Regions from separate parts of the Mus musculus genome. Here region 2 is linked to region 1. The links are chromatin contacts, found by Hi-C or POLR2A ChIA-PET in ENCODE. All regions are on one chromosome and are shown on one strand. The core of a region is the stretch at or near the end of the contact, and the rest is flanking DNA. Distances in the headings are between cores, read along the strand shown. Region 1 holds the start of Cdkn1c (cyclin-dependent kinase inhibitor 1C (P57)). Region 2 holds the start of Phlda2 (pleckstrin homology like domain, family A, member 2).

The links. Hi-C counts contacts between places; a loop is a spot of excess contacts on that map. ChIA-PET counts read pairs that join two places held with the same protein, here RNA polymerase II (POLR2A).
Region 2: POLR2A ChIA-PET joins it to region 1 with 10 read pairs in embryonic stem cell. The contact joins the promoter of Phlda2 here to the promoter of Cdkn1c in region 1. A Hi-C loop is called at or near these places in 6 of 37 maps with a recorded cell type or tissue (T-helper 1 cell, gastrocnemius and heart). POLR2A ChIA-PET finds 5 or more read pairs at or near these places in 3 of 5 experiments (all embryonic stem cell).

Annotation. Positions count from the first base shown.
Region 1 is chr7:143,459,510-143,465,627 of GRCm38, reverse strand. Cdkn1c (cyclin-dependent kinase inhibitor 1C (P57)) reads left to right here and starts at 4,578. Exons shown (of 4, transcript NM_001161624.1): 1 at 4,578-4,775; 2 at 4,912-5,833. The coding sequence starts at 4,921. It overlaps Gm33663 (a long non-coding RNA gene), which reads left to right. Exons shown (of 3, transcript XR_378640.3): 3 at 997-2,293.
Region 2 is chr7:143,497,452-143,503,953 of GRCm38, reverse strand. It overlaps Phlda2 (pleckstrin homology like domain, family A, member 2), which reads left to right and starts at 1,430. Exons shown (of 2, transcript NM_009434.2): 1 at 1,430-1,897; 2 at 2,138-2,406. The coding sequence starts at 1,464. The coding sequence ends at 2,138. It overlaps Slc22a18 (solute carrier family 22 (organic cation transporter), member 18), which reads right to left. Exons shown (of 11, transcript NM_008767.3): 11 at 4,620-4,869. The coding sequence ends at 4,682.

The DNA of each region.
Region 1 (6,118 bases), core at 3,329-5,828:
TGGAGGGACCTAGAGATCCTGTGAGTGCACCTCGTGGGCAGGAGGTTCTGATTGTGTGTCCTGCTAGCACCAACAAGAAAGGGGAATGGGGGAAGAGAATGCAGGAGTACAAAGATCTACGTTTTTATTTCCTTGGCGAAGTGGGCCGCTGGACCCGGGGAGCAGGCGTTGAACACGGTCTGTGGAAAGAGGGAAGAAGGCTGGGAGCTTGGGGCTGGCCCAGTGTTTGAATTCGGTTCGCACCAGCCCTTTAGACTCCCTCATGCCCGAGACGGCCATCAGGATCCGGGGATGCCCAGTGGTCTTGGACTTCTAGAACACTGGGTCCTGGGCTCAGTCAAGTCATGCAACTGGGCGCGGGCTCCCCGCCTCCAAACCGCGGCGGCGGCGGCGAGGCGGCCGCCGCACGTGTCTGGGGGCGGCTCCTGCCTGCGGCTGTTCCTTGTTCGTAGTCTCCCTCTGCAGGGCCTGCCCTGCCCCTCCCACCCATTCCTGGGGAGTGAGGACCCCCAGCCCGGACCCCGAGTACAAGGCAGGCCCTGTAATCGGAGCCTGGGCCGCATGTGGCCGCGTCACCGGAGAGAGGCCGGCACCTGCGGAGGACGTGTCTGGCAGCGGCCCCAAGAACAGCCCGTCCTGGGGGCGGGGCGAGCCGAGCGCGGGAACTGGTGCGGGAGGGCGTTCGCCCTGCGCCCGCCTGGGGCCCCGCCAAGTGCGCGCAGGGAGCTGCTTACTGCTGGGGCGGCGGGGTTCTTCTGTAACCGCACACACCCCTCGGAGCCTCCAGTCCAACCAACAGGGCAGGAGTTGGAGACTTGGGGGACTACGGGGGGGGGGACATTCCAGGGGCTCCCGCCATCGCAAACAGAGTCAAACTCCATCCAGGGCTTGGTCCAAGTGTTAGTTAAGAGACCAGTGACTCTGACTGCTGAGTGATCTCAGGCAGGGTGCTGAATCTCTCTGAGCCTTTGTCTTTGCCCTGTTCTCTCTCTCCAGGGTGTTAGATTAAAGCAGGATCAAATCAGATGCTGGTCAGAGCCCACAGTAGGCACAAGATGGAGACACTTTTGGATTTCTTGAAGGTGCATCATTATCAGGAAGGCAGCTGGACCCCTGTCACCCATATGAAGAGACCCCAGAAGGGCTGTGGGAGGACTGTTCTCTGTCCATGACCCTCCAGGAGTCTCCAGAGGCAAGAAAGTGTGTCACCCAGCCCTTCGGCCTTCTCCCTCTAGTCCTGACCCTGGGACTGCATTCTCCACCTTCCTTGATGGATGGGTGACATGTGGCTCAGGGTTTCATGGAAAATTCTTCAAGGCCTTAATTTATCTGATATGACAGCTCAGGGTCTTAGAATCTGAGAAGGCAGCTTTAAGAGCCAGAGGGGAGACAAGTCTCAACTCTACACTTGGTTACTCCGGGAAGGCCCCAGAACCTGGGGCTCTGGGTCAGGGGTGGGGATGACCAGGAGAGCCATCCACGCAGGCAAGAAAGGGAGGCATGAGGCAGCCAAGAAACTGGTGATGTTCAAGTCGGCCACCAGGGGGCAGCATGAAGCCAAGGACAGGCCTCCTAGACTCGGACTCTGTTCTGGCCAGGGGCTGGAAGACCCTGAACACCCGGCTTCCTTGGGGGTGCTTGGAGTCCCCGTAGCTGACCAGCTATGCGGGTTGTTGTGAGTGCGATCCGGGGACGTTCTGGGAAACTAAACTGACTTAGCTGCTCCAGGCTCCTCTAAGAATGAAAAGGCAGGAGGGCTGGGGCCAATAGGCTTCCTGTGTTACGATTCACTAATCAAATCTCGGAGTTGGTTCGAAGAGCTGGAGGGTGTAGGTTAAGCTGGCCTTAATCGCCTAGGAGCCACAGCAAGGTTTTAATATAGGCAGCCCGTTTCCTCCTCGCAACAGACTGCTGAAGTGTCCGCCTGCCTACTGTTGTGTTTTAGCTTCAGTCAGTAACTGCGCCGTGGATTTTAGCGATTTAGGACACAAAATTTATTTATCTATCTATCTATTCATTCATTCGTTTGTTTTCGGCCCTGGGGATGGAACCCAGAGCCAGCGTTCATACTTGAGAAGTATCTCAAGTGCCATACCACTGAGTCACCTCCAGCTTTCAAATTTTATCTCGTAGTCCAATCACTGGCAGCGTGGCTGTGCCCGAGTCTTGCCACAGCCCTCATTCTGTTCCTCATTCGGCCAGTCAGGTGGGCACATAGAAAAAGAGCTCCTATGGCTGTAATGTAATTGGGTGCACACAGAAATATCGCCAACAATTGGTGGCAGAAATGGTCTTTGGATGTGTGGTCTTTCTGGGAGCTCTGGGAGAGGCAAGAGGTGAAGTACCCATTCTGCCCAAGGGTATGGGGGAAGATTTCGGGAGAGACTCATTTGCTAACCAGGTCCAAGGTCGAGGTCCCACGGCTTATACCCCTTCACACCACACAAGAAAGAAGTCAGGAAACTTGCGTCTGATGAGCCAGGGCACCAGACCAGCGCTCCATCCCCCAACTCTCCGCAGCAACACAGTTAAAAAAAATGTTCTTGTTTCCTTTGGATGTATTTTTAATGTCAAAAATAGAAGACGATTCTTGTAGCCAGACAAATGTTTACTTACCTACAGGTCCCTTGGGTTGGAGGGCTAGATGGGGAACTTAACCCTGCTTCTGGAAGCAGTGTGCTTACCAGGTCTGTTGATGCTAGCTAGCATTGATGGAACTTCACCGTTACAGACTTGTGGAGGGCTCACTTTAACCTGTGTGGAGACGGACAAACAAGCAGATGAAACGGGAATATGAAAGGAGAAAGCAAGTGATGCAAGCATCCTGGGGTAGGGATGCCCAGTGAGGCAGCCTGCAGCACAGATGATCTATCTGGCTGTCTAGACTGCTTCTCCCAACAAATAGGGCCCAGTAGCTCCACACCCCAGGGAGCACGTTCAGTCAGTCCTCTCAGCAGCTTTGGCCTAGGTTGTGGGCAGGGTGGACCTTCTCTAGCCTCGACAGCTGCAGCCTGGATATTTGGACTGTTGGGGAGACCCTGGAGGCCAGGTGGTCACAAATAAGTGTGGAGTGTGGTCCTGTGACCAGGGTCTCTGAAGAGGCCCATGTGGCTTTGACACAGGGACAGAACAAAGCCCTGCCTCCTTCCTGCCCTGGGCTAGTGGATTTTAGCTTTTAGTGAATGAGGGGTTCATGAGGCCCCTTGAAAGCCCTCATTAGTTTTATTTTACTCAAGAAAATTACTGTGACATACCAATGCCCTGAGAGATTTGTAATATGGTGTACCGAGAAAAAGAAATCCTTACAGGTCACAGGCTCTGGTCTCTCCACCAGAGCAGCTTCCAAACCCCGTCTCTCACCTGTTCCAGGACAGTCTGGCCCCTGGCTTCAGGGTTTGACTTGACTCCCGGGTTGGCCCAACTTACCTAACCCTGTAAATAGGGTTCTGTCTCAAAAGTCTCACAGGCATCTCTGCTGGGAGCTGAGAGCTTGGGGCTCTGCAGGGCCTTTCAAGTATGTCCGGAAGTCCTGGTTCCCCAGGGCGGGGGGAGGGGGCCAGCTCCTGGCACATGCCTGAGTCACCTTCTCGACTCCCTGCCCTAAATAATGAACTCCTTTTGGCGGCGGTAGCGGAGGCAGCAGGGGCGGGGGGCGGGGGGGGGGCTCTGTCAGGCCATGTCGGGTGTGTTTGTGTGAGTATTCAGGGCCCCACCAAGAGGCACTGCTGTGGAGGAGGGGTCATTCTCTCTTTTCTAGCATAACTACTTCCAGCCAACTAAGGTAGGCAGAACTGGGGGTCGAATATGGCCTGACCCAAACCTAAGGTCCTAGGCATCTATCAGTGATGTAGGTACAGGCTAGGATGGGCCCAACTTGTGTCTCATCTCCCGGGTAGGTGGGCCTATTATAGACCAGGCTACAGATCTTTTAGATCTCTACAGTATTGTTCCTCAGGAAAAGAATGGATGTGACCCCTGTCTCTAACTCCGTGATAGAGGGTCTTAGGGCCAGCAGGTGTGCAGATGCCTCGAAGGCAGATACTTAGGCCTGGGTGTAGAGGGTGGATCCAGCCACGGTACTGCCAGGACCAGGACCCAGCTGGTAGTAGTAGGTTAAAGCCCTAATCAGTTGGTGCAGTCCTAGGGCTAGCGCGGGCTGCGGGGACCGAGGGACCTTCACCGACGTCGGCATCGCCGAGGGGCTGTGCCCAGCTCCATGGTCCGAGGGGGCGCGCGCGTCGCGGCTGCGCGAGCCCCCGCCTGCAGACAAAGGAGCCCGCGGGGGGCGGGGGGGGGGATGGGGCGAGGGGGAGGGGCGTCGCGGTGTCACGTTACCGCCCGCAGAGCTCTTTAACTCGAGCCCCGCCCCTTGTCCCGCGCAGCCCGCTCGCCGTGCGGCCGCCAATCAGCGCCCGCCCGTCACCCGCCCCGCCCGGCCCCGGGGGTGTGTGCGCGCAGCCAATGAGCGTGGCGCGGGGGCAGGGCCTCTGTGGGCGGGGCGGGCTGCACCCTCCAATCGCCGCGGTGTTGTTGAAACTGAAAATACTACATTATGCTAATCGTGAGGAGGCCCGCGCGCGCGGGGGTGGGGCCAGCGCGTATAAAGGGGCGCAGCGGGCTGGGCGTTCCACAGGCCGAGTGCGCTGTGCTCGAGGGGTGCCGGCTAGGCCCGACTGAGAGCAAGCGAACAGGCAGGCAAGCTCCGAGGGGGCGCGGCCCAAGCTGGACAGGACAAGCGATCCAGACGCAGGAGCCGTCCATCACCAATCAGCCAGGTAGCCGCTGCGTCCTTAGGCAGAGGCGGACGCGGGCTGTGCAAGGGGTCTCACCCACGCCCAGCCTCCGCCCTCCTCCTCTCCCCTCTTCCTTCTCCTCCCGTTCCCTTCTTTCTCGCTGCCCGCGTTTGCACAGCCTTCGACCATGGGCATGTCCGACGTGTACCTCCGCAGCAGAACAGCGATGGAACGCTTGGCCTCCAGCGATACCTTCCCAGTGATAGCGCGTAGCAGCGCCTGCCGCAGCCTCTTCGGGCCTGTAGACCACGAGGAGCTGGGCCGCGAGCTGCGGATGCGCCTGGCCGAGCTGAACGCCGAGGACCAGAACCGCTGGGACTTCAACTTCCAGCAGGATGTGCCTCTTCGAGGCCCTGGTCGTCTGCAGTGGATGGAGGTGGACAGCGAGTCTGTGCCCGCCTTCTACCGCGAGACGGTGCAGGTGGGGCGCTGTCGCCTGCAGCTGGGGCCCCGGCCACCCCCGGTGGCCGTGGCTGTCATCCCGCGTTCTGGGCCGCCGGCTGGCGAGGCCCCCGACGGCCTAGAGGAGGCGCCTGAGCAGCCGCCCAGCGCCCCAGCCTCGGCCGTGGTCGCGGAGCCCACCCCACCCGCGACCCCGGCCCCGGCTTCAGATCTGACCTCAGACCCAATTCCGGAGGTGACCCTGGTCGCGACCTCCGACCCGACTCCGGACCCGATCCCGGACGCGAACCCGGACGTGGCGACTCGGGACGGCGAGGAACAGGTCCCTGAGCAGGTCTCTGAGCAGGGCGAGGAGTCGGGTGCTGAGCCGGGTGATGAGCTGGGAACTGAGCCGGTCTCTGAGCAGGGCGAGGAGCAGGGCGCAGAGCCGGTCGAGGAGAAGGACGAGGAGCCGGAGGAGGAGCAGGGCGCGGAGCCGGTCGAGGAGCAGGGTGCGGAGCCGGTCGAGGAGCAGAATGGGGAGCCGGTCGAGGAGCAGGACGAGAATCAAGAGCAGCGCGGCCAGGAGCTGAAGGACCAGCCTCTCTCGGGGATTCCAGGACGTCCTGCACCCGGGACTGCTGCGGCCAATGCGAACGGTGCGATCAAGAAGCTGTCGGGGCCTCTCATCTCCGGTGAGCCCCGCACGGCCCCGCCCCGGCCCGGCCTCGCTTTGTCCGGCCGGCCGGGCTCTCCCTCGCCCTCGGGGGCCTCGCCCGGTCCCCGCCTCCTCCCGTGGCATTAAAGGGCCCGCGGCGCTTAGGGCGCGGTTGCGCCCGCACCCCTTTCCTACTGGTAGGGGTGCAGCTAAGGCTCCCGAGCGTGCAGTGGGAGGGCGAGCCTGGCCGCGACCCACTCGGATCGCGGTCTTTGGCTCGGGCCGC
Region 2 (6,502 bases), core at 181-2,680, 41 kb before region 1:
CACCTCTCCAGCCCCTTTACTTCATTTTTGCTTTGCGGCTTTGGTTACTCTCGGGCTCACTGTAAAACCCAGACTGAGCTAGATTGGTCCTTCCTGCCTCAGCCTCCTTATTGTGGTATAAACCTGCCTTAGAACAACACTAGGCCACCGAACTGGAGTTTTAGGCTGTCTCAATTGTTTAAATGGAGGAACCTGTGTTTTCACTGGGAGCCAGTCCACCTAGAAGCATGGTGTCTGGTTTTCCAACAGCCAGGGGTGGAGGTGGCGGTGGGGATGGGGGAAGGGGTGGAGGTGGGAGAAGGGGTGGGGGTAGGGGGAAGGGGTGGGGCTGAGGGTTTCCTTGTAGCGCCTCTGTCCTCCATCCCACCCCAGCACCCCTGCCCCCATCCCACCATAGCAGGGGACTCCTGGGGTCCCTAGGCCAGTCCCTCCCCCATCCCTGGGAACCCTGGAGGAGCTGCGTCTGCTTCCTACTACTATTAAACCTTTAAAGGCAGAGGGTAAATAAAATCTTGCACTGAAAGGCGATGACTCAGCCGCCCCCGCCGCCCCCGCCGCCCCCGCCGCCCCCGCCGCCCCTAGCCCTTAGGTCGGTCCCCTCATTCCCCAAGCTAGCTTTGCTAGCTCCCGTCCCCCCCCCCCGCCCCCATCGTGAGTTTCCAGCACGTCGAGGTTGTACAGTCGCAGCCCGAGGTGTCTGTAGCCTAGATTGGGGCACACGGGAAAGAGGCAGGCCTTTCTCTTCACGTGGCTGAGCACTGCAGGGTGCTGTTCCTCCTCCACTTCTTCACTGTCTAACTTACTAAAAGGTCATTGTCCCATTTTACAGAAGGGAAAAGAAACTGAGATAATTTCGAGGTACAACTTTGGGGAGCAACTTGGGTGATAAAGCCTGTTGGGGCAGGGCTACTTCCCAAGAAAGTCTAGTGGGTGGCCTTTGGATGCTCGCCCAAGGTGGGAGGAGACGGTGGCCAGGGCTTGGAAAGAACCCGTGAGTCCACGACCCGCGTGTTCGGTCTCCCCGTGAGTGGGATTCTGAGCGCGGTAGTTCAGTCTAGGGGTCGGGCGCTTCCCAGGTCTTCCCGGCCCGTGAGTCACGAGGGGCAGGGACCGCTGAGGTGCATTCCTCTGCAGGCAGGGCCGGAGCCTGGGCGGGGAGGGGACCACAAGTCACTCCACCTGGCAGCTGGGACGTTGGGGCTGGAGGGAAGGCTCGGGGCTCCCGTCAGAGAGGCGCCAATCAGTTCTCGCCCCCCACCCTCCGTCCTCCGATAAGCGGTAGCTTCAAGCAATGGGTAAGGGGCAGCCTGGGGCGGTTGGTGGGGGGCAGCTCCGAGAGCCTGCTTGGGATTGAGAGTGCCCGACTCCGGGGCGTGTCTGGGCTGCGGGGCGGAGTCCTTATAAAGACCACGCCGCGGCCGCGGCCCGCAGCAGAGCGAGCGCATTTGGTGCAACCTTTCGAAATGGCTTCGAAAATCGTGATGTCTTCGAAAACCGTGAAGACCTCCGACGAGATCCTTTGCGAGGGCGAGCTGGAGAAGCGAAGCGACAGCCTGTTCCAGGTATGGAAGAAGAAGCGCTGCGTGCTCACCGCCGACCGCCTGCGCCTCTTCTCCGGGAAAACCAGCCCCGCCAAGGAGCTGTTTTTCCACTCCATCCTCAAGGTGGACTGCGTGGAGCACACCTCTAAGTACGTGTACTTCACCATCGTCACCAACTATTACAAGGAGATCGACTTCCGCTGCACGGTGGAGAGCTGCTGGAACGCGGCCATCACCATGGCGCTGATCGACTTCCAGAACCGTCGGGCGCTGCAAGACTTTCCCCGCTACCGGTATCAGCGCTCTGAGTCTGAAATGCCTTCCGAGCCGGGAGAGCAGAGCGCTCTGGGTCCGTGGTGAGTAACAAACTTGTCCACGGCGTCGGAGTACGGGGCATGGGGAAAGTGAATGGGGGTCATGCCTCCCAGTGGGGAAAACTTCGATTTTAAAAGCCACGGGGAGGGGGAGGGGGGAATCCTACGTCTTTGAAAACCCTTTGGAGAGGGGACCTGGAACGCATGGCAGGAGCTGCTCGGCCCACCTGGAGACTTAAAAGCTGCACCCGGGCAGCTCCTGACTCAGTCTTCTCCCTACAGAAACGCACGGGACCAGTTGAGCCGGGAACCAGCCCACGCTGCCGCATCAGACAGGAGCCCAGGAGCCCAGGGGATGCCCCGGGTGACGCCGCCGCTGCTCTTCACCGAAGATATTCCCGTGCTTGCTGAGCCTTGCCCCGCTGTGCGGGTGCGCTAACTTATTGGACCGTATTTATATTGGTTACCTGCTTCCAACCCACCATTCCGTGTTAATATTTTTTATACCATATTTTCATTCCAAATAAACAATGTCACTTTTCTTTTTTTAACAACTGTGTGGTCTGTGTAGTTCCTGCTGGGGCGAATGTGTGGAAGGGTGGGAGTGAAAGGGTCTCCTATCTGGTGTTATTCCCTCTCCACATCCCGGGAACCATTCAAAGTGCCTTTGAGGGCTGGAGAAATGGCTCAGCGGTTAAGAGCACTGACTGCTCTTCCAGAGGCCCTGAGTTCAAACCCCAGCAACCACATGGTGGCTCATAACCAACCATCTGTAGTGAGATTGGATGCCCTCTTCTGGTGTGTCTGAAGACAGCTTCAGTGTACTTACATATAATAAATAAATCTTGAAGGAAAAAAAAAGTGCCTTTGAATGAACTGTCATCTGCCAGTGGGGCTCAGAGCCTTGCCAGGTCAGGAAGTAGGTCTGGGTGTGGTTTGGCCACCTTTTGCTCCTGGGTGTGGCTTGAAAGGATACTGCTGGTGGCGGGGATTGCTCAGAGTTCACTCACTAGTTAGCACCTCCTGGACATCTGAGAGGTTGCTCTGTTCACTAGGGTGGCTGCCCTCATTGTCCCCTCCCACCCACATACCGTGTGTCCAGCAGTGAATTCAAAGGCCCATTGATTGTTTACTCATTGACAACCTCCATCACTGGACCACAGTGGTTTGAGACAGCCCTCCTGTCCAGGGCCCAGGAACAGGGACAGCACACTGTACACATTTTGTCACAGACGGGAGGCAGGCCTGGCTGTCTCTAATGATGGAGCATTGAGGCCCAGAGTTGTTGCCCTGGTGTGAAGCCTGAGAGCTCCCCAGACATCTGTCCTACCTCTACCCCACTTCTTGGGTCACCTGCCAGGTATCAACTCTGGCTCCTCACCTGGCTGTGGTCCTGTTAAGGGGCTCAAAGTCTGTGTCAGGTGGGCAGGCAGCCAGCCAGGTGGTAGGGCCTAGGACAGAAGTAAATCTCTTCCTCCAAGGTTTTATTGGAGGACAAGCCCCAAAAGGCAGAGTGACAGACACCGAGCAGGTATCATACTTCCTGGGCCTCTCTGGCTATGGGAATGCCATGAAGATGGGGGTGATGATGGGGGTGCCACATGACTTCCAGCTTGGCCTTAGAAACCAGCACCGGGAGGACACCCCCCCACACTTTCTCCTTAGAAAGGAAGGCTTCATCCTAGCGTTGTTCTTTCTTAGGAATTGTCTATTAGAGCAAATGAGGGAGGAGCTTTCTAAGAGCAGAAGTGATAGCAGGTCCCAGGACCCTTCCATTCCATCTAAGGACATCTAAGGACGCCCTCTCCCCCACATCTTTATGTGATCAAAAGAACCCCCGATGCTGGTGTGGTTTAAATGAACAGACATTGTGTCCTGAGGTGGTAGGTGGATAGTAGATGGATCTCATGGTTTAGGGACTGTGGAGTTCTGAGGTTTGAGGATTCTAAGGTCATTGGGGGTTTGTTGTTGTTGTTGTTGTTGTTGTTGTTGTTTGATTTTGTTTTTTAGAGACAGCATTTCTCTGTGTAGCCCTGGCTGTCTTGGAACTTACTTTGTAGACCAGGCTGGCCTCAAACTCAGAGAACTATCCACCTACCTTTGCCTCTGGAGTGCTGGGATTAAAGGTGTGCACCACTAAGCCCAGCTTGTTTGTTTGTTTGTTTGTTTGTTTGTTTTTAATACATTTTATTAATTGTGTGTGCATGTTTTGTTTGCTTGTTTTTTGTTTGTTTTTGTTTTTGTTTTTGTTTTTTTTGGTTTGTTTTCAAGACAGGATTTCTCTGTGTAGCCCTGGCTATCCTGGGCTCTCTCTTTAGCAGGCTTGATGGGCCAGGCCAGTGTCCCTGGTGCAGCTTTAAAGCTGGGGAAGGTGGTGGTGGGGTTATATGCTTGGTTTTTGACAGCTCCCTCTCAAGCCTCATTCCCCTCCTCCTCCTCCTCTTCTTCCTCCTCTTCCTTTTAAAGACAAGGTCTCACTATGTAGCCCTAGCTGACTTGGAACTAACAAGTTAGTATACAGACCAGGCTGACCTTGAACTCAGAGGTCTGCCTGCCTCTGCCTCCTGAGTTCTGAGATTAACGGCTTGCACTAGCACAACTGCCCCCAGTCTTTTAAACTGACCTGGATTAATGACCTGGGGCTGTGCTCCCTACACAGAGCCTTGGGCCCAGCTGTAGTTCCTCCTCCACAAAGCCCTCTCACTTGGCTCCATCCTTGACCGCCAGGCTTGCTACCCACAGATCTAGGCAAAGCCCAAAGAACTTTTAAGAGGAAGAGGTTCTTAAGTTTATTGCCGGACTGGGCCAAGTCACTGGGCTTTGTGGTCACCGGGCTTTTTCTCCCTTCTGGGACAATGGCTTCTTCCAAAGGACCAATAGGACAAGCAAGTTCACCATGAGCTGCACATGGCCAAAGATGGGGACACCATAGCTACGGTACAGCAGGCCACCTAGGGTGGGTCCTAGAGTTCGGGTCAATGGTTGCACAGATGCAGAGAGGCCCAGCATGGTCCCTGGGAGAAAGAGGGGATAGCAATCAGACTCTGGGCAGGTCTCTGGACAGGGTGCCTACCTTCTGGCTATAGGCCAGCCTTCTGCCCATCCCAACCTGCCCTGCACATTGTTCACAGATGGCTTGAGATACTTTTCAGAGGGCCCGTCCATCCTCCTCACAGCTGCCCCTCGCCTGCTGCACCCTTCTATTCCAATCCCAGATCCTCCTCCTCCCACAAGGTCAGTCAGTTTCTCTGTGTGGATGGGGCTGAGCCTCTTTCCAGCTCTAGCTATTTCCTAGGCAGGGGAGGAGTCTGAGAAAGGGGTCAAAGGTCAGGAATAGGCCACACCCTTCCAGACCTGTTCCTGTAGACCTGATCTGCATAGTCTACGCTCCACATCCATCCAGTGTGCTGGCTCTCACACTTTCTCCAAACGGTACTGAGATAGCCAGTGAATTTGGCTAGGGAGGATCCTCTGAGCCATTGTAGGGTTCTAGGGCTGATGTTCTAGTTGGGCATGGTATCCCTACTGCCTCTCATATGGCCTTTCCTCTTCTTGTCCCTCCACCATCCTCCTGTGGATTCAATGGCTCTCAGAGGGCAGGGCCAGGGTTTTGGGCAGGCTAAAGAGATTTGTACAGGTTCCAAGCTAAGAGCACCAGTGTTCTCGCCTGAGCATGTGAGCCCACATCTCCACGCCTCTGGTCAGCTTCTTAGTGTGGACATGCCTGCACAGGACCTTGTTAAAGCCACTGTAAGTGGAGGACTTCAGTCACTGACACGGAGGACCCATCTCACCTCGCATCCCCAGATGGGAGTCACAATCTGCCTCACCCTGCTCCAGAAGGTGACCAAGCTTTGCTGCTCACTGGCCAGGGACTTCCGAGACCAGGCTTTTAAACTTGGCAACAAGACAAGGGCCTGTAAGGCTCCACCCACACCTGAGAGCCTGCTGTGGGGAAACTCAGGCGCAGCCTCTCTCACTGCCCACTCGCCTGCAGACATTAACTGACAGGGCAATTACAGCCTCCTCTGCATCTCCTGTTCCCAGGTAAACCAGGCTGGCTCTTCCAAAGCTAAGGGGTGGTGCCACAGGCATGACGTGGCCTTGGTGGCTTGGCCTGCTCCTCCTGGTCAGGCCCGCCCTCCACTCCCCTGGTCTTAACACCCCCTTCCTCCTTCCAGAGAGATGTCTCTTCCAGCCCTTTGGAGCTGCTGCCCTGGTGGAGTAACTACCACTACCCTAGACGGCCTTGGAGGTCAGGCCCAGGAGACATCCCTGGCTGTGTGGATTCAAACCCTCTCTTCAGGAAGCTCTGACCACTGTGTTGTCAAGGACTGGGAAGTCTCCCTTCTGTTCTCCCTGTCTGGCCTCTTCACCACTCCAGCTCCAGCTGTCTTCCTAAGTGGCCCCTGTAGGTCCATTTCTTTGCTCATCTGACCCGTCCTTCCTGGACAAAACCTCTGAACTCTGTTCTTTTTAGTGAAATTCTGGAATGGATTAGAGCCAAGTCAAATGCCTCCTCCAGGAAGCCCTCTACCTGTGCCCCTGCCTGACTCTGGACTGTCAGAGGAAGGGGGCAGGATCTTTGCCAAGACTCTTTTTTTTCTTGCCACCCCCCATCTTATCTGGCCCAGTCTATTGGGAGGA